Linked DNA regions of Mus musculus: all the other regions are linked to region 4. A link is a loop called in an ENCODE intact Hi-C map of the cell type or tissue named here. Cell type or tissue: heart. All regions are shown on one strand.

The links. Peaks named below come from ENCODE experiments on the same cell type or tissue, not always from the same donor. Only the 100,000 strongest peaks of a DNase experiment are listed, where the experiment ranks them.
Region 1: a loop joins it to region 4, with 3 times the contacts of the local background. A loop is called at or near these places in 12 of 42 quality-filtered maps.
Region 2: it touches region 4 in a loop (3-fold over the local background); 12 of 42 quality-filtered maps call a loop at or near these places.
Region 3: it touches region 4 in a loop (4-fold over the local background); 12 of 42 quality-filtered maps call a loop at or near these places.

The regions. Positions count from the first base shown.
Region 1 is chr11:76,269,650-76,274,649 of GRCm38, forward strand. Nxn (nucleoredoxin) reads right to left here. Exons shown (of 8, transcript NM_008750.5): 3 at 4,866-4,999; 4 at 4,322-4,422; 5 at 2,727-2,833. Among named protein-coding and RNA genes, the nearest start is that of Mrm3, 28 kb to the left of the region's middle. In heart, CTCF peaks have their summits at 3,000 (motif pointing right) and 4,615 (motif pointing right); no DNase peak of the experiment used is centred here.
Region 2 is chr11:76,325,910-76,330,909 of GRCm38, forward strand. All of the region lies in intron 1 of Nxn (nucleoredoxin), which reads right to left. Among named protein-coding and RNA genes, the nearest start is that of Nxn, 71 kb to the right of the region's middle. In heart, no CTCF peak of the experiment used is centred here; a DNase peak (open chromatin) is centred at 972; H3K4me3 peaks cover 439 bases; H3K27ac peaks cover 2,415 bases.
Region 3 is chr11:76,312,911-76,317,910 of GRCm38, forward strand. All of the region lies in intron 1 of Nxn (nucleoredoxin), which reads right to left. Among named protein-coding and RNA genes, the nearest start is that of Mrm3, 72 kb to the left of the region's middle. In heart, a CTCF peak has its summit at 2,003 (motif pointing right); DNase peaks (open chromatin) are centred at 161 and 1,421.
Region 4 is chr11:76,398,109-76,403,108 of GRCm38, forward strand. Nxn (nucleoredoxin) reads right to left here and starts at 1,033. Exons shown (of 8, transcript NM_008750.5): 1 at 593-1,033. The coding sequence starts at 952. In heart, CTCF peaks have their summits at 876 and 2,077 (motif pointing left); DNase peaks (open chromatin) are centred at 93, 1,083 and 1,663; H3K4me3 peaks cover 2,021 bases; H3K27ac peaks cover 1,822 bases.

The DNA of each region.
Region 1 (5,000 bases), 130 kb before region 4:
CTGGAGTCACCTAGGAGATAGGGAACACAGCTCTGCAGGACATCTGTAAGGGCATCTCTACAGAGGACCAGCTAAGGGAGAAGACTTACTCTGAATGTGCATGGGCCATTCCACGGGCTATGGCCAGGACAGAATAAAGTGCAGAAAAGGCAGAAGTCTGCAGAGCGTCAGCATCCCCCCATCCCCCGTGCCTCCTGAGCCATCAAGCTGAGATCTGAGGGACTCTGAAGCTGAGACCCATGGCAAATCTGTCCCTCCGCAAGCTGTGTCTGCTAGGAGCAGCATCACAGCCATGAACCACTGCCTAACACAGGCCAAAAGGAAAAACCCATCGTCATCAGAAGAGGCTAGCACTGATGGACAACAAAGTCTAAACCCAGGAGAGCCCTGGCTCTCAACCAGCCTACCAGTGTGTCTTGACTGTAGTGGCTTGAAAGGCCTTTAGTCACAAGCTAGGGAGACTGTGGCATGGCCTTGAAGACTGTGATGATGGAAGAAACCTCTTGTCCACTGAACAAAGAGACAGTCACGTCTCCTTTAGGTAGAACACTGAGTCATTTTCAGAGCAAGGAAACTCAATCCCACAGGTGGAAAAGTCAAGGCACAACTCCATATATTTCTGTTTATTTTTGTAGTGCAGGGATGGAACTTAAGCAAGCACCTACCTTCCAGTTTAACTCTGGAACTGCCAGTCAAGTACTTCCCCAAGAAAGAGCCCATTTGGCTAGACAGGGCAGCATGGGGGGTTGGGTGGGTGGAGGGGTGTTCATCTGACAAAGCGAGCATCTAGTTTGTTCTGCGATATTCTTTCTTTCTGAACATCACTGTAATGCAAATCTGGTGGTTGACTCTTAGTGGAAATGTCTTCAACTGAAAGGTAGTAGGAGTGCAACACACACACACACACTCACACACACACACACACACACACACTCACACACACACTCACACACACACACACACACACACACACACACTCACGCACATGCACGTGCTCACAGGGAAGAAGCATTTCATCTCTATCACTCTATTACTTCTTAGTGATTTTCTTTTTTTTCTCTCTCTCTTTCTTTCTTTCTTTTTCTTTTTTTTTAACTTTTTTTTTTTTTAAACTTTTTTTTTTTTTTTTTTTAAGATCCATTCATTTATTATATGCAAGTACACTGTAGCTGTCCTCAGACACTCCAGAAGAGGGAGTCAGATCTCGTTATGGATGGTTGTGAGCCACCATGTGGTTGCTGGGATTTGAACTCTGGACCTTCAGAAGAGCAGTCGGGTGCTCTTACCCACTGAGCCATCTCACCAGCCCTTTCTTTCTTTTTCTTTTCTTTTCTTTTCTTTTTTTTTTTTTTTTTTTTTTTTGGTTTTTCGAGACAGGGCTTCTCTGTGTAGCCCTGGCTATCCTGTAACTCATTCTGTAGACCAGGCTGGCCTCGAACTCAGAAATCCGCCTGCCTCTGCCTCTGCCTCTCAAGTGCTGAGATTAAAGGCGTGCGCCACCACTGCCCGGCTCTTAGCGATTTTCTGTCAGAGGTTCATCATGTGTGACTTGCAGAGGAGGAACAGAGGCTCAAGCACCCCAAGTGATAGAACCCAAGATCCCCCTTTAGTATGACAGGGGACCTGGGAGGGAGCGCTGGTCTAGGGACTCGGGAGTATGTGCGTCACAGGCCATTCATGTCAGAAGCCACTAGGAAAGGGGATGAGAAGTAGCTGTCCTACCAGAACAAGTACTTAAAACAACAAGCCCATCCCACACCTCCAACACAATCGCTGTAATGAGGTGCCAGCCATGTTACACACCATAAAATTCACCCCAAGAGCCAGGCGGTGGTGGCGCACGCCTTTAATCCCAGCACTTGGGAGGCAGAGGCAGGTGGATCTCTCTGAGTTCAGGGACAGCCTGGTCTACCAAGTGAGTTCCAGGACAGCCAGGGCTACACAGAGAAACCCTGTCTCGAAAAACCTAAAAAAAAAAAAAAATTATTTTACTTTAAAAAGTATGTGTGTGTGCTTGTGTACTTGAGTGTGTTTACACGTGTGTGTGTATTTGTGTGTATGTGAGTATGTATGTGTGTGTATTTGTGTGTATTTGTGTGTATGTGAGTGTGTGTGTGTGTGTGTGTGTGTGTGTGTACACCCAAGGAAACTAGAAGAGGCTGTGAGACTTCCTGGAGCTGCAGTTACAGGTTGCCATGAGCCTCGTGACATGAATTCTGGGAAGTGAACCAGGCCCTATGCAAGAGCAGTCAACCCCTCAAACACTGAGCCGTTTCTCCAGTCTCCAGCCCCCAAATTAAAAAAAAAATATTTTGTTTTTGTTTCAATTTTTTGAGACAGAGTTTCTCTTTGTGGCCCTGGCTGTTCTAGAACTCACTCTGTAGACACATGCTTTAAACTACCCATCTCTTCCTCCTGAGTGTTGGGACTAAAGGCATGTGCCACGACTGCCTGGCCCACGTAATGTTTAAAAAATGTCAGGAACATGAACACTCACAAAAGCAAAGCCTAGTTGTTTGTTTGTTTGTTGGTTGGCTTTGGTCCTTCTGAAACAGCCCCCCATGTAGCTCAGGCTGGCATAGAACTAACACACCACCTGCCCCTGCCTCCCACGCTCTGTTTCTGAGATGTTCTTTCTCTGCCTAAAAGGAGGCCAGGGCTATGGAGAGCCCAGGTGGGCAGGTTTCCGTCCAGGCCGCACAAGAGTCCAGGCCTGGGACTCCTACCTTGGATTCCATACAGTCGGTTGAGACGAGACCGCCGGGCCTCATCAGTGTAGGGGACAGCGAGCCATGGCATCTCACTAAAGTACTGTTTGAAAGACTCCTCTGACCTGCAGAAAGAGGAGGAGAAAATGTCTTCATCCTGTGTGCATCTCCACTTGGTCCTTCCCCATATTATCAAGTTGTACTGGCTCCTATCGGGTTGGGGTTCCTAGCGTAGCTCCTCCGGTCCCAAGCTGCTCATCAAGAAGCAAATGACTCCATCCACCAGGTGGCTCCCAAACTAAAAAGACAGCCAGGCCATGCTTCCTACCAATTTTACCCATGCCCAACATATCATCAGCGTGGACACATTTGATTTTTTTTTTTTTTTTGTAAAGACTTGATTTGATTTGTGTGCACTTGTTTGTGTGTGTTTCTGTGTGGGGGAGGGGGTGGAGTGGGGGAAGCCAGGAAGGGACACTGGACCCCTTGTGGCTGGAGTTATGGGTGTTTGGTGTTTGTGAGCTGCTCCCTAGAGGTGTAGGTGCTAGAGTGAGAACTCTGGTCCTCTGATGGAGCAGTCAGTGCTCTCAACCACAGAGCTATCTCTCCAGCCCCAACACACTTGACTTTTACAGCAGGCCTGGACACACACCACAGTTGTATTCCCTGTGTATGTGTGGTGTGTAAGGAACTACACAGTAGGCACCAAGCCTACACCTATGACTATACGCTGAGAAGCAACAGGGAAAGAGAGCATGCTTTAGTTATAGAAAGCACGTTAGGGCTGAGCTATGTGGATGTACAATGACCAGGGAAGGCACAAAGGAACCTTGCAGTGATGGAAATGCTCTGTATCTTGATTGGGTGACAATAATGACACAGTAAACACATAGGGCAGAGCTCACTGGATGGAAAAACCCAAAACAGATGCGATTTATTTCTATAGAAGCTGTGTTTCAATAGAGGTGGTGCTGTTTAAAACAAAGCTTTAGATGTCTTCAGGCTGGTCTCGGGTCCCTTGCACTGAGACAGGGAATTGTGGGTTGGGGCCATGAGGCATCAGACAGCACAGGAAGTACAATGTCAAAGCTACAGTGTGGCATCTTGAGAGTGTTCTGTGACCAGGGCCTAGCAGAAGCCGCTGCTCCCTCAGTCTGAATCTTGGCTGGGGTTTCTAAGCTGAAGAGATGGGATGAGGAGAAGCGGGGACGCCCGAGGCTTAGAGGGACAGAGATCTGGGAAACTACACTCCTTGCTTGTGTGATTTCTTATCCACGTGCATTGATGAAGTCCTAGACCAAGTACATGACCAGATCCGTGCAAACACACAGTCACATGGTGCCAGTCTCGGGCTCATCTCCATCCTCCGCCCTGTATTTCCTTCACAATCTAGAAAGCTGAACCAAAAATGCATCTTGATTTCCACTGACACTACAGTGCACTGGGAAGGGCCTCAGTGTTTGCAGGAAGGCTTACCTCAGCTAATATCCTAGAGCTATCTTCCCCGACCCTTCTCCACGGCCTACACTGAGGAAGACATATGAGGCAAAGACACCTGTGTAAGCCGTTACTGGAAAAGTGGTGTAAGCCCACGCTTCAAGGACACATCGTACCTGTCTGCACTAACGAAGATGATCTCAAACTCCTGGCCTGCCTCCTTGATCTTCCGGTAGGATTCCACCAGCACTCTGGTAAGGCTTCGGCAGGGTGGACACTGAAAGACAAGAGCCCTTGCCATGTGACATGTCTTCTCTACCTCTAGCCATTTGCCACTGGAGGCCAGGTGAGAAGACCTGGGTAGGTCTGGGATGGCCAAACCCAATTTGTCTGAGAGACAGAAGTAAGCTTTTGCCTCTTCATGGTAATCAGTATGCACAGCCGAGGCCCAGGCTACCTGCAGGAGGCGGCAAAGAGATCCCTCCCCTTTCGGAGCCTGAGAAATCTTGTCTAGGTGGATAGATGGCTGAGGAGAGGCTGTATCTTTGTTGCCTTCGTCACTGGCAGCATGAGCATTTACTGTCATCAACGGGTAAGGAAAGGCAAGGCCAGGGAACTTCCCTTCCGTCAGAGCCTCCCAGCCCAGAGGCCAAGCCCTCAAGCACAGAGGTGACTCTGCTGTTCCCTTCTGTCTAAACCCAGGAGAGGCCAAACACTCACCCAGTGTGCAGAGAAATAGACTCCCACGTGAGACCCCTCCAGGCTGCTGCTCTCCAGCGACTGCCCGTTATTTCTAAGCAAGGGCCCCGCAATAACTTCCCGGAAGGGTTTAGGTCCCCAAGGGAATTCCAGACC
Region 2 (5,000 bases), 72 kb before region 4:
TGATGAGCTTGTTATTTGTGTCGGCTCTCCGTTGCTGTAACAACATATCTCAGATAATCAACTTAAAAAGAGGAAAGGTTTACTTTGGCTCAGGGGTTTGGAGGTTTTACACAATGGTCAGGTGGCCCTTGGCCTTTGGGCCTGTGGGAGGCAATACTTAATGGAGGGAGTGGAGAGTGGAGAAGTGCTCACCTGGTGAAGCCTGGGAAGCCAGAGGAAAACAGGAAGGGCTAGAGAACAAAGATCTCCTGGAAGGGTATTCCACTCCTACCCCATGACAGGAAGGCCCCCTACTAGGTCCTACCTTTTAAAGATGTCCCCACATTCCCACAGTACCCAGTTGGGGTGAAGCCTTTAACACTTGGGCCCCTAGGGAACATTCCAGATAGAATGGATCTAGAAGTACAGCTTAGTAGTAAGGGCTTGCCTTGAGTTCAGAGTTACCCACAGGCTCTGGTGAAGACTGAGAGACAGGCGCCCCAACAGACACGGACTCCTGCTTTGTAGCACCTGCTTGAACACACTCCTTCCACCAGAATGCACAGCTGAGATGTGATTACAGTGTGCTCAAATCCATCTTTTCGGTCCCACTGGCAGCCAAACAGATGCCCTGAGGGCTGTCCCTAAACCCCCACTCTCCTAATTACCTGACTTACTTTCCTTTACTGGAGCCCTTTATAACTTCACCTCCCCTAAGAAAAGAACGAGATGCAACAGCACACACCCCAGGAGAAAGAAATCCCGAGGGTCGTAACCCACCATACAAGGCAAGGATGAGAACAGAGCAGCAAACATTACCTAAAGTGGCTACAACTGGGGATACAGCTCCTCATGGCTCACCCCGGTTGTCAGCCTGACTGCACCCAGTAGTGCCCAGGCGAGGGAGGCTCACCGGAGATGTTGTATGGGTGTGGTAGCATTTCCAGGGAGGAAGACTAGCCCTGAATGTGGGCCAGCACCCACCCACACCCATACTGTGGACTGAAGGGAAAGGAGGAGGCCCACCTGCAAAGCCACACCCATTCTGCCCCCTGGCCGCTCTAGGGACTTTCTCTCTGCCTCACCCTTCCTCCAGGACCGGGGCCAGCTGACCACAGAATGAAACCTGTCCAACAATGAATCCAAATCAGACCTTTCTCTCGTAAGCTGATTCTGTTGGGCATTTTATTACAGCAATGAAAAACGCACAGCTCAGAAATAACTAATCTCTAACGTCACTCTTTTCCTCTCTCAACATTGTCAATACCCTCTGATGCAAAACTTTTAGAACCATGGGTCTATATAGGCTGTTCCAGAATCTCCCGGGGCTGTTGGAAGGATTAAGTTGGCTTGTGTCTATATCCCTTTGAACATGGAGTCTGGCACATAGAACAGGCTTAAAACCAGATGGTTTTAGCTGTTACCTTAGCGTTTCCACTTCACTTTAGGCTGAAATCTGCAGTCACGGAACCGTTGAGCCCTCTACCTCACCTCGCTCACACCAGTACGGTATGGAATCGGAATTGGGTTCAGTGAACTGGGTTCCCAGTGATTGCCTTTCTTATCCAGTTTCAAATGCTATACCTTTGGCCAACAGACACTGGAACCTCGCCAGGCTTCTGAGACAATGTTATGGACCCGCCTGTCCTGATTATTCACACACATCCTCCTGACCTCCAAATGCTACATATCAGTCTCTCCTTTTCTTCAAAGCTTGACTACCTAACTTACACCTTTCATGGAGCCGTCCCCATGGTAGGTGAATACAGATCAGCAATGGAAACTGCAGCCTGGGCAGCAATGCTGTCACTGGTCACACACACACACACACACACACACACACACACACACACACACACACACACACACACACACACGAGCTTTCAGGAAAGCCATGGGAAACCCAGGGCTGCCGTGCCGGGCAAACTAATTGCTGTGGGAGAATGCAAACTGCCGTCAGAAGCTGAGAGGCCAGGCTGGAGGCAAGCCCAAGTTTGGCTCACCTGAGAGCGAGAATGGTCAGTTTTGGGGAAAGGGAGGTACAGTGAGGGTTCTGGTGGGAAAAGCAGCTTGGAGGAGACCTGGAGATGTTGAACTGGGCTGGGCATTGGCTGGGCTTTGTGGGAGAGTACTTGTTCAGCATGGGCAAGAGTTCTCGTCAAAATCCTGTCACTGAGACTGGGAAAGGCAGGGAGACAATAACAGGCAGCGGTGGCCTGGCTTTCTAAAATGGACAAATGACAAGCAAAAGAAAGCACACGATGGGGGTGGTGCTTAATTTCTTCTTAAAAGCACCTTGCAGGGTCAGCCACAGTTTTAGCTTATCAGTCAGACAGAGAAAAGCAATCACTTAACTTAATAAGGGAAGGAAGAGAAGTGCCAGGCAGCCTCGTTGATACTCCGCATGCTTCCGCCGACATGGAAAGGAAATGGAGAAATTACCGACAGTGCAACCTATCAGCTTCCTAATGCCTCGTCCCTGGTGACCAGCAACGATTTCTTCCACTCGGCGTTAAATGAATTCCTCTCTCACTATTACTTAAGGACAACTTGACACTCTGCATCTAGAAAGTTCTCTGGATGTTCAGCTTGCTGGCCAGTATGTAATTTCAAATAACAACTCACTCACTGACAGGAATGTCTTTCCTCCCAGACATTTGTCTTTGTGCCTATCAGTCCATCAGTCCCCCTCTAAGCCACTCTGAGGGGTTGCTGCCCTCTCCCATGACTCAGGGCTTCTCATTTCTTCTCAGGGTGGCAATGGTTCTCTGTACATTGTACGACATTTATAGCTCTCCTGTCTTTCATCACCCTGGCCTTCCAGAGTCTAGACAAATATCCTCAAGGGGCAACTTGAGAGGCACTGACCTGGTTCTGTACATTGTGTTTTTTTAGCAAAACACACTCCTCCCAGTCCCCTAGTGCCTGGGACACACTGGTCCCATCTTTGGCTCTCAGGTCAACAGAAGAAGCTAGTCAGGAAGTCGATTCCTCTGAAAGACAGCTTTTCTTCCCCAGTCTCCCTTCCAAAGAAGGGCTGGGCTAGAATGCCTTCTCTACACCTGGTTATGAATGTGCACCTGGCCCTATGTATGCACCTGGCCCTGGGTGTGCAGCTGGCCCTGGGTGTGCAGCTGGCCCTGGGTGTGCAGCTGGCACTGTGTGTGCAGCTGGCTCTGTGTGTGCAGCTGGCCCTGGGTATGCAGCTAGCTCTGTGTGTGTACCTGGCTCTGTGTGTGCACCTGGCCCTGTGTGTGCACCTGACCCTGTGTGTGCACCTGACCCTGGGTGTGCACCTGACCCTGCACATGCTTTTGTTACAGCACCTGAGTCACAGCATCACCCTCACCTCCTCCCTTCATGTAATACCTTACCTGACCATTTGTTAGCTCAACACATGGTCGAGTGTTGGGGACATTTGGGCTCAATCAACAATAGTATATACAGGAGCGCGGTGGCTATTAATTAGAGCAATAATGAAAATAAAGGAGCTGGTGAGATGGCTCGGCCTTTAAAGGCACTTGATGCAGGAGCCTGGCAACCTAAGTTCAATCCCTGGATCCTACATAGAGGTGGAGGGAAATGGACTTCAAAAAGTTGTCCTTTGACCTCCACTTATCCAGTGGCATCCATGAAAACACAGACACACACACACAAACACACTAAAGTTTTTTAAATATATAAGGCAGTCAGTAAATAGGGAAACTGAGGCTTGGGAACAATGGCTTTCTCATGGCCATGGAGAGCCAGGTTCCTGAATCCCCACACATTACTGTCTCTTACAGGCACAGACAGACACAGGCTAGGGAAAATGCTCAGAGAAACGCTCGGTTCCAAGGAGGCTGTAGGCAGGTCATGGGCAGCACATGAGATTCTCCTTGGTGGGAAAGGGAAGATGGTTGAGTTTATTCACAAGCAAGATGAATCTCCTAGTTCAAGGAGAAAAAAAAAATGGCATTCATTTGACAAATTCTTGACACTGGGAAGGGCCTCCACATTAGCACTTTATTAACAAAGCTTTTAAAAAATCACTCAAAAACTGATGTCTATAAAGAGGGTGGCCAACGAATGCATGTCTTTTTCTCTTAAAGGACAAAGAGGTTTGTGGTGTTGAAACACTCAGGCTCATTCTGCAGTGATGTTCACAGGGATCCAGCCCCTGGGCTGGAACAATCTTCCGAGAGGTGATGGGAACATGTGCGGACTTCAGAGAGAGACGGAGTCTTCAGTCTGCTCCTGGCCACTTAACCTCAATCCCCAACCTCACCATCCATAAACCCCAGGGAACCCGGCAGGGGATAGCATCCAAGTTAAGTGATGCTGGCTCCTTTCCTTCTGCACTTTAGTCCAGGGGAGAACCTTGGCCTGACTTACGCCTCTCACGGAGACCCCCAGCCCTGCCAGACTCTAAATGATGCTAAAACACAGAGCACGTCCACCCTTCAGCGGCAGGCGTGGTGTTCAAGGGCACATTCCAGGGGAGGCCTGGAAGTTGTGGGCACACCAACAGTGATAGGGGCAGTCTGAGTCACTCACTGTCCTACTAACGTTTAGGGTGACATTGCACCCTGGACTCGGTACTCCAGGCACTTCCACCTGGAAGCCGGACAGTGGTACCCAGTGGGGGCTTCGGCTCCCCTCTGCCATCTCCCAAAATATCCCTAGGTTTTCAGTTCCAGGTGTAGAGTCAAGGTTAAACCTGAAACCAGAAGAAAGTATTTCTACCACAAACCCACTCCTCACTGACTATAAACTAGCCGCCGCTCACACAGGCATCGAGAAGAAATCTCTCTCGGCTCCTAATGTAAAACTCAACTGTTGCTCAGTAACTCAGAAACCATGGAGACAACAGAACAAGGTTGTTCCTGTGTCAGAGATGATGCCGGGGGCCTCGCATCTACCTGGTAAGTCTTCTGACACTGAGCTACGTGAGTGGCCCCTTAGAGGGAAAAATTAACACTGGGGCCAGAAAGATAGCTCAGTCTGAAACCTTCTTGCCTCCCAAGCACAAGGACCTGAAG
Region 3 (5,000 bases), 85 kb before region 4:
CGAGAACAACGTCTGGGGCTTATGAGTCATGCTGCAGAGGCACCAGATATTTTCATTATTTAAACTCCTTGCAAGTCAGGGCAAGCAAGAAGGAAGCCACAACATCTGATCTGCTTCTGCAAGAATGAGCTGGATTTGATTGGGAGGTAGGAAAGAGAAGGGGAAGGTATCCAAGTCTGAGCAAGGGGCAGGAAGCCTCCACGCACTGGGAGAACTATAAACTTTTGAGGACTGTAGAAAAGTCCTGGATGCTGTCAGAGAGGGCAGGGGAGCTGTGGGAGGTGATAAGGCAGGAGCCGTATGATCTACCATCACGACTCTAACTTGTTGCATTGTGATAGAAACTACTGAAAACAAGGTTAGACCTACACTAGAAAACTTGAACCAGTGCCTGGGGATACTGTCTGGAGTAGAAGACAGAAGTGACAAAAACTGAACCAGGGGGCAGACTCAGCAGGTAAAGGTGCTTGCTGCTAAATCTGACTACCTGAGTTCTAACCCTGGGACTGGAATGATTGGAAGAAAGAACTGACACCTGTAAGTTGTCCTCTCACCTCCACACATGTACTGTGGCATGTGTGTGTGCACATACAACACACACACTAAATAAATAAATAAATATTTCTTGTTTCTTGTTTTGTTTTGTTTTTTGAGATAGGGCTTTACTCTGTAGCCCTGGCTGTCCTAGACCTTACCTATAGACCAAACTAGCCTTGAACTCACAGAGATCCACCTATCTCTGCCTTCCAAATGCTGAGATTAAAGATATACACCACTGTGTCTGGCAAAAACTTAGGTTTTAAGTTTTTTGGTTTTGTTTTTAGAGAAGTAAAAAAAAAACCTAAGAAATCTGGGCAAAGTGGGCACCTTTAGCCCCAGCATTCAAGAGGCAGAGGCCAGAGGATTATGAGTTTGCGGCTAGCCTGGGTGACACACTGATGCCCTGTTTCCAACAACAGCAACAACACAAAACAAAAATCAAAACTAATAACAATTTCAGTGATGGATGCCATGGCGCATCTGGCAGCCAAGCGACAACTGCACAGTGGAAGGAAGGTCTCACAGAGAAGGGACATCTGAAGGATGACTGACTACAACAGAACCTCATGGCACTGCCATCTGCACAGGGTGAGAGTGGGTGGCATGCTTGCGGAACCCTGGAGCGGATCAGTACGGCGGGGTATAGGGTGCAAAGGTGAGAGCAGGAGAGCCAGGAAGGCTTGCTTGGTGGGAAACTTAAGTCCACACCAAGGGGTTGCTCTTTAAGCCCACCACAGTGAAAGAGGTGTCAAGCAACAGTACTAGAGAAAGGTCATTTGGGAACAATGTAGAGGGGTGGGAGCGGAGGTTGGTAGGTTCATTAAGGGACTACTGAACGACCTGTGCCCTGACCTAGTTATGTTCAGAGAATGGGAGGAAACGAGTTGAGAAACAGTACAGTTTGTGGCTCTGCTAAATGCATCAGTGCGACACAGCTACAAGTATCAATCAGGGGCTGGAGAGACGGCTCAGAAGATAAGAGCACTGGCCACTCTTCCAGGGCCAGGGTTAGATTCCCAGCATCCACATGGCAGCTCACAACCATCTGTAACTCCAGCCCCACAAGATCTAATGTGCTCTTCTGACGTCCGTGGGCACTGCAAACACATGGTGCACAGACACACAGGCAAGCAGAAATAACCATATGCATAAAAATAGAGGTTAACCAGTCCACTGGTCAAGACCTCATATATTTTGAATGTGTAGAAGGAGGAAGGGAGGAAAGGAGAGAAGAGGGAAGGAGGGAAGAAGCAAGCAAAGTGTCTTGAGGGGAAAACTGGTGGGAATGATTTTAGTCACTGACTCAAAACACTTGAGATTCCTCTGTGAACAGACAAAGACACTACTTGTTCACTAATGTCAGGGATGCCCAACATAAAATCCTCACCTAAATTTGGCTGAAGTGGGCTGAACTTTGGTTCCTGGTTAGAGTCCGTCAGTAGGGACTGTCTCTATAGGTGCCTCTTCCTGCCAACCAGCAGGGGTCAGCAAAAAGAATGATTCAAAGAAAGAACCTGGCTAAGCCAGGGCTGGTCCAAGCCAAAAGTCTCTAGAAACTTCTCACAGGTATGGAATCCAACCACAGTCCCCACGGCAGGGAGGAACTGTGTTGAGCCAAGAGGAATGAGCTGAACAGAGACACTGAGAGCCCCCAATGCTGACGAAAGAACTTAGGAGTTATGCTCGGTTTGGTTAAGGAGGAACTCTACTTTCGTTCCAAGCATAGTTCCACAAGTACCAAGTTCAAGGGTGAGGTTTCTCTGAAGGATTTTCTTTCTTAATCCAATAAATAAAAACCAGTGAGATCATAGTGGGTTTTATTCAAGTGATCCCCCTACACACCAGTGCTCATGTAGCACCCAGGGCCTCGTGTACAAAGCCAAATGTTCTTCGACACCTCTAATACCAAGAAGCGATTCTAGTAACGGAACACTGAAATGTCTTCAGCTTCCTTGGAGCTCACATCCTAGTGCCTTGAGAGTATCATTCTTTCTGGGGAAGAGGGTTTCTCTACATCCTCAAATATAAAATGATAGAAGTGACTTTGAACTGTGTACCTTTGAACTTTGAAGCTGAGGTTCATGACCGGGCTCTGATTAGGAACGCATTGAAGGAAGAATAGGATCTTAATTACTTCGCTGTGGCCCCTTAAGCCTTTCTTAGTAAACTAATGAGTTATACTTTTCCTTGAGAGAAAATCTTGGAAACGACTCATTTCCCCAACAGGGCAGCGTTATCTACCATTCGTATGTGGGAGAGTTTAAAAAAAAAAAAAAGTTTGAGTCTAGCTTAGCTAGGCCAGGAAGAAAATTAAAAGTAAGTATTTATTTTCTTATTAAGGTTAATCAGACTCAGAGAGGCCACCAAAAGAAAACACAGACTCTAAGGAGTGACCCCAAGTTGACAGACACCTCCTCCCCTGACCCCAACAACTACTCAAGGCAAAGGAAGCAATCAGAAAGGGAAAGGAAGAGCAGTTGTCTGCGTCATGAAGGGGCAGAGCTTGGCATTTGTCATTCCAAGGGTTTAGAGCAGACTATCATTTGGGCCCAACGGTCAAGGCTGACTGTGGCAAGCGTGGCCACACAAGCCTATAATCTCAGCACTGGAGAGGCTGAGGCATAAGGGGAGTAGGTCTCAGGGTAGCCGGGACTATATGGCAAGACCATTTCCCAAGAAGAAAGAAAAGAAGGAGGAAGAAGAGGAAGAGGAAGAAGAAGAGGAGGAAGAGGAAGAGACAGAGTAGGCAAACGATAGATAAGCTGACTGTGAAGGGCAGGTACTTTCAAATCAAAAGCAAGTGTGGCTGAAACAGACTATCAAAATGAAGTTCTTATCTATGAACCTCACAGCCTAGACTTAAACTCCAAAGACTGCCTAGACCAAGCTCTGCTGGCTCAGAGCTCTCCTTCCTCTCTGTCCTGCAGATGCCAGGGAGCTGAGCTTACTGAGTGCACATGGGGGTCAGGAGTTAGGACAAAGAGCAGACAGGCAAGGTAATGAATGGCTGTTTTATCTCTAGGTGGTCACAAGCTATAAAAAGAGATTCAAAGCAAGTCTTTTAGGTAACTGGAAAGAAACATGAAGGGATTTAGCAGAGATCTGGAATATTTAGTATCTTGTTTAGGAGGCTATTCCTGTAGGTATACCAGTTGTCCAAACACAATGAACATACTCAAGAGCTATGATTTGCTGGGCGTGGTGGCGCATGCCTTTAGTCCCAGCACTCGGGAGGCAGAGGCAGGTGGATTTCTGAGTTCGAGGCCAGCCTGGTCTACAAAGTGAGCTCCAGGACAGCCAGAGCTATAAAGAGAAACCCTGTCTCAAAAAACCAAAAAACAAAACAAAACAAAACAAAACAAAAAAAACAAAACCAAACAAACAAACAAACAAACAAAAAAAGAGCTATGATTTTGCAAAGCATGGTGAAGTAGACCTCTAATTCCAGCACTGGAGAGGCAGAGGCGGGTGGACCTCTGTAAGTTCAAAGCCAGCATGGTCTCCATAGCCTGTTCCAGACCAGCCAGTGTTACATCATAAGACCCTGTCTCAAAACCCAATAACTCTTCTCCTCGTCTTTCTCTGCAGGCACACATACACACTCTCTCGATTTCTCTTTCCCCTCTGCCTCTCTCCCCACTGTGACTTCCTTGGCCTCAATCCTTAGGGCCAGTGAACTCGCCTGAGAATAGCTTCCCAATAAACCTGCCTTTAATATAATCTAAACAAACAAACAAACAAACAAACAAGCAAACAAGCAACAAAACCATTTGTTCCTCTAAGAATGTAAGTAACAAAGAATTCCAGAGCCTATGTACGGTGCCTATCTTCTGGGCGTTCTTTTCATGGGGGATGCTACCTCCTTCCCTGTCTTTTTTCACTATTGTTCTTTGTCTCAGTGAATGATACCAAATGTGCTCCACCCAGTTTCCCAAGCCAGAAAATTAGGATTCCTTCTACTGCCCTCTTCCTCACATCTGCAATCCCATAGACAGCTCCTGAATCCACTCTTTGCCTCCAGCTCAGTCTGGACCTGAGTTGCTGTCCCTACCTCCTGACCATCTGTTCTCCACAGCACTGCCTCCCGGATAAGGTCCTGGTGTTGTTCCCCATCACTTCGAGGATAATGACCAAACTCCTCAGCCAGATGCTCAACAGTGGTGCCTTCCCTTTCTGCAGCAAGCAGCTCTGTTAAAGCTCTCAAGCTGTCTATAGCACCCACCAACCACCCTCCCCCTACTATTCTCCCCTCACCCTCATAAACATGCCTACCCAACTTGTAACCTTCCTCAGGACTTGGATCAGAGTGACCTGTTTTTAGAAGTCCCTCTCCTAGGTGTCCTCTGCCTCCCTCCCTCTGCTTCACTTGGTAGGGCTCACACACTTAACTGATGGCTTTTTGTGACAGGGTCAGGCTCTGGGTACAAGCACATGACATGTGTCAGCTCATTTAATAGCAA
Region 4 (5,000 bases):
CTGGGAAGATTGCTGGACAGCCAGACAATGAAAAGCTCCCCGGTGGCCACTAACTCAGCCCAGGGGGCGGGGCGGGGGCAAGGGAAGAAAGGGGGAGAGGAGTGAACTCCCCTCTCTCCTAAAGCCCCGATCAGCAGCCGCCTCCGGGTCCCTGGCCACAGAGGAGGGGGTCCCAGGAAGGCAAGATTTCTCTAGGAAAGAAAGGAAACTTCCTGGTGCAGGCATTATGGGAAGGGGGCTCGTGCCCTCCCCACCCCCCACACCACAGGTATCTGCGAGGAGTCAAGTGGCTAGAGGAGGAAGATAAGGGTTGTAGAGTGGGGAGGGCAGAGAGCGGCCACTCCTACGCGATTCCCATCGCGTGGACCAGAGGGGTGTCAAACTTCCCAGCGTGGGCTCAGCTGGGTACTGGCACCCAGGAGTTGCCGCGAGCGCCTCAACACGACAGGATCCTGGATGGGGCAAGAGGAGGGAGCGGGCCAAGATAGAGATGGCAGGCCTATGGACAGCCGGTGAGGGCGGCGAGCAGCTGGCTCCCAGAACGTGGACCGCGCCTGCAGGCCGGGGGCGCCGCGGGGCCCGCGCTACTCACCTTCCGGTGCTTCTCCTTGTAGGGCAGCGCCAGCCATGGCATGTCCCGCACGAAGTCCTGCCACTGCCGCTGGTCTTGGTCCGAAGACACGAAGACGATCTCCAGGCGGTGCCGGGGCTCTGGCTCCGCGGCTGCGCCGGCCCCCGCCCCGGCCCCCGGCCCGGCCGCCGCGTCCCCTCGCAGGCGACCGTAGAAGGCGGCCAGGCTGGCGCTGAGCTGCGCGCAGGGGGCGCTCAGGCTGCACCCGAAGTAGAGCCCCAGCAGCGCGATGCCGCGGGCGCCCAGCGAATGCACGTCCACCTCCTCGCCACCGCCCGTCACCAGCTTGTCTCCCAGCAGCTCCTCCAGGAAGCCCGACATCCTGGCCCACCGCAGCCCCGGCACGCGGGCGGGCGGGTGGGCTCGCAACAGCTACCGGCTCGCTGGTCCGCGCGGCGGGCGGAGGCAGCGGCGGCAGCGGAGGCTGAGAGGGGAGCCCCGCCCACCGGGCCGCCCAGCCACTCCCCTCCATAGCCACGCCCCCTCCGTGGCTGGCCCGCGCTGCGCAGGCAGGTCCCTAGCAGCTGGCGTCTTGGCGCGAGCCTCCGGTACGTGGCTAAAGTAAGAAACCTGACCCGAGTTCTACACCAGGACTAGATTGCCTGGACTTAAGGCAGGAGAACGATCCTCCCGGAACTGGCGCTTTCCGAGGCTGCAAAAGGAGCTAAACCGCATCCCTACCCCTTAATTCCTCTCACCTTTCACTTCTAAACCCTCTCCACACTGAAGTTCTGCACCGGTTCTTGCTCTTTTTCCAGCCTCTCCTTCTCCCTTCCCAATACTAACCCTTAAGACATTTTGAACCCCAAAGACCTCATATAAAACTTGTAGGGTTTTAACATCATCACCACCCAATGTCACTATATCAGGCCAGGTCTTGTTCATCAGTCATGTGTGTGTTTTGTGCTTGTTACTATAAGTAGACTGGCGGGCGCCACCTCTCTGTTTCTGATGCCAAGCACAAGAGAGAGAATTCATAAATACTTGTGGGCTGATTACAAGTCACAGTGTGGGATTTCAGTCCACAGGTCGCTGGAACCATTCCCCGATGGGAAATGGCTCTCTTCCATTTCCGTAAATGTATGCAACAGATGGCGCAGCGTTTCCAAATCAGTATTGGCTGCTCTCCTGACTTCATAGCTTATCTCAGGTCTGCTAGTAGTTGAGAGAGAAAAAAAATTTTAACCCCATCTTGAAAGATGCTTTCCAATGCCTAGGAAAGAACCCTGATTAAACAAATGATCTGTGGCAAGTTTCCTAGGCACGAACACAGGACAAAATGTACACTATTACACATACACATGCATACACACATTTTTAAAAAAGAGGACCATTCATGTGTATCAGCTCAGCTACTAACAACAGTGACATTTTAAGAGGAAAACCCAACCACTGGCTATCCTTCATGGCTTTCGAGGTTATTTCTTTCGTATCTGCCGCCATCTAATGGAAGAATGAAAGAGAGAACTCTACCAACACATAAGATGCAAAAGATTAAAGTGAAAGCAGCAGAATGCTTTAATTACACAGGCTTCCTCTACTGTAACACACACACACACACAAACACACACACACAGAGAGCACAAAGTGTATGACACAAGACCATTTAAATTTCAGAATATAACCTCATACTTCTAGTAGAAATGCCCCAAAGTCCTCAGTGTGTTTAAGGTAGAGAGAAAAATTGTTTAAGTTTTCAGGCCTGTAAAATATCATCACATGAACCAATGAAAGTGTTAAAGACAATCTTCACACACTGGTGCCACAAATGGTGGCTCACGCCTTTAATCCCAGCACCCAGGAAGCACATCTTTGTGAGTTTGAGGGCAACCTGGTCTACAACAGCCAGGCTTACACAATGACACCCTGCTTCAAAACACTAAATAAATTGTCTTATTCGTGTGTGTGTGTGTGTGTGTGTGTGTGTGTGTGTGTGTGTATTCATCTGGTATTACAGGGCATTGTGAGACACCCCATACAAATGTAGAGGTCCAAACATGAATTCTCTAGAGCTCTTAACCAAGCTGAGCCATCTCTCCAGCAACCCTAGCATCCTGTTTCTAAAGCCTTAAATTTATGGATATGATGGTGCGTTCCTGTAATCCCAACTGTTAGGAGGGTGAAAGCAAGAGGATCCTAAGTTCCAGGCCAGCCTGTAGGCAGAGGGAGGCTCTGCTTCAAAATAAACTCTTAAAGTGAATTAAAATGTTTCATCTTGGGGCTGGAGAGATGGCTCAGTGGGTAAGAGCACCCGACTGCTCTTCAGAAGGTCCTGAGTTCAAATCCCAGCGACCACATGGTGGCTCATAACCATCTGTAATGAGATCTGACTCCCTCTTCTGGTGCATCTGAAGACAGCTACAGTGTGCTTACATATAATAAATAAATAAATATTAAAAAAAAAGTTTAAAAAATTTCATCTTCCCATCGGAGTCACATTTGAAGTATTCCTGAGTGGGTATGTGATTTCACATGTCTGAAAGCGTGTCAGACAGATAGATATCTGCAGTCAGACATCGTCAAATTCTAAACATATGTGAAAGGAGGCCAGGCATGATGGCCAGATATGCCTTTAGTCAAGGCAGAGTCAAGGCAGATCTCTGTGAGTTCGAGGCCAGCTTGGTCTATATAGCAAATTCCAGGCCAGAGCTATGTAATAAGACCCTGGCTCAGTTCACAAAAATGTGCTTCAACCCAAAGAACAGAGGACCAGGAGCAGAAATAGGCGAGGAAAGGCTCCGGGGGATCGGGAAGTGGGGAAGTCATTACTGAGTTGGTAAACTGGGCGCAAGAGCGGCGTGCAGAGGTCACGTGCTCAGCAGCATCCTTTCATTACTTTACAGGAAAGCAGTTTCCACTGGAGTGTGTCCAAGCCGGCATCTGGCACCTGGGAAAGTGAGAGTCCGAACACACTGCACGTGAAATATAAATACAATTTGGAGAATTGTTGGTGCAGCATGCCTTGGGGAGAAGCCAAAGCCTGCAGCTGCCTTTCAAAGGGGTGTGGCAGGAGGGGGGGGGTTTGCAATGGAAATGATTCCAAACTCATAATTCCAGCGGGTGTTTGATGCTAGAAGCCCAACAAGACTCATTTGGCTTCTTGTAAAGAATTAGTCAACGTCCTCTGGCCTGAAAGAGGTAAGAGACCCACTTAAAGAAACTGTTCCATCCAGGATTTAATTATGTTACATGTCTTAAATTTTGTATTAAAGAAGCACAGCATGCCTAATTTTGTAAGAAATGTGTACTACTTTCTTTTGAAAAATTACAGTTAGAGTCCCATGGTATCATTCAAAATACACACAGAACAAATATATGTTTGCCATCTTTAAGATTCATCAAGCTACCAAGGGTAGCTCAGTGGTAAAGTAACTGCATAGCACCACGCTAAAGGCCCTAAGTTCAATTGCCTAGTACTATAAAGAAAAATTCATAAATCAGGGCTGGCAAGATGGCTCAGCAGGGAAAGGTTCTTGCCATGTGTCTTAGACTTTCTATAAAACACCATAACCAAAAGCAATTTGGAAAGGAATGGGTTTATTCTCTCCACACTTCCACACATCAAAGGCAGTAAAAACAAACAAACAAACAAACAAACAAACAAAAAAACAACTCAAACAGAACAGGAGCTGCTGCAGAGGCCATGGAGGGGGCTGTCTCCTGGCTTGCTCCTCAGCCCCCTTTTTTAAATTTACTTATTTATTTTATGTATATAAGTATTTTCAGAGGGCATTGGATCCTTTTATAGATGGTTGTGAGCCACCATGTAGTTGCCGGGAATTGGACTCAGGACTTCTGGAAGAGCAGTCAGTGCTCTTAACCATTGAGCCATCTCTCCAGCCCCCAGCCTTAGAGAACCTAAGACCACCAGTCTAGGGATGGCATCCCCCACAACAGGGAAGTTCTTCCCACATCAATCACTAATTAAGAAACTGCACTACCGATTTGCCAACGGACCAGGTTTTTTGTTTTTTTGATCTATCTTCTTTGGTTCATTCTTTGGTTCTTTGGTTCTTTCTTTCTTTCCCTCTCAAAACAGGGTTTTTCTGTGTAGACCTCACTGTCCTGAATCACGCTGTAGGCCAAGATGGTCTCGAATTCAGAGATCTGTCTGTCTCTCTGCCTTCCAAGTGCTGGGACCAAAGTCACCAGCACCGACCAGCACCTACAGATCAGTTTTATGGAGGTATTTTCTGTAAAGAATGCCTCTTCCCACGTGCTCTAACATAAATCAAGCTGATGTAAAACTAGCCAGTCCACCATGTGACCCTAGAGAGACACTTGTGTTTGGTCCCTGGAACCTCTGTAAGACTGGAAGGAGAGACTTGATACCACAAAGTTGTCTTCTGACCTCCACATGCATGCTGTA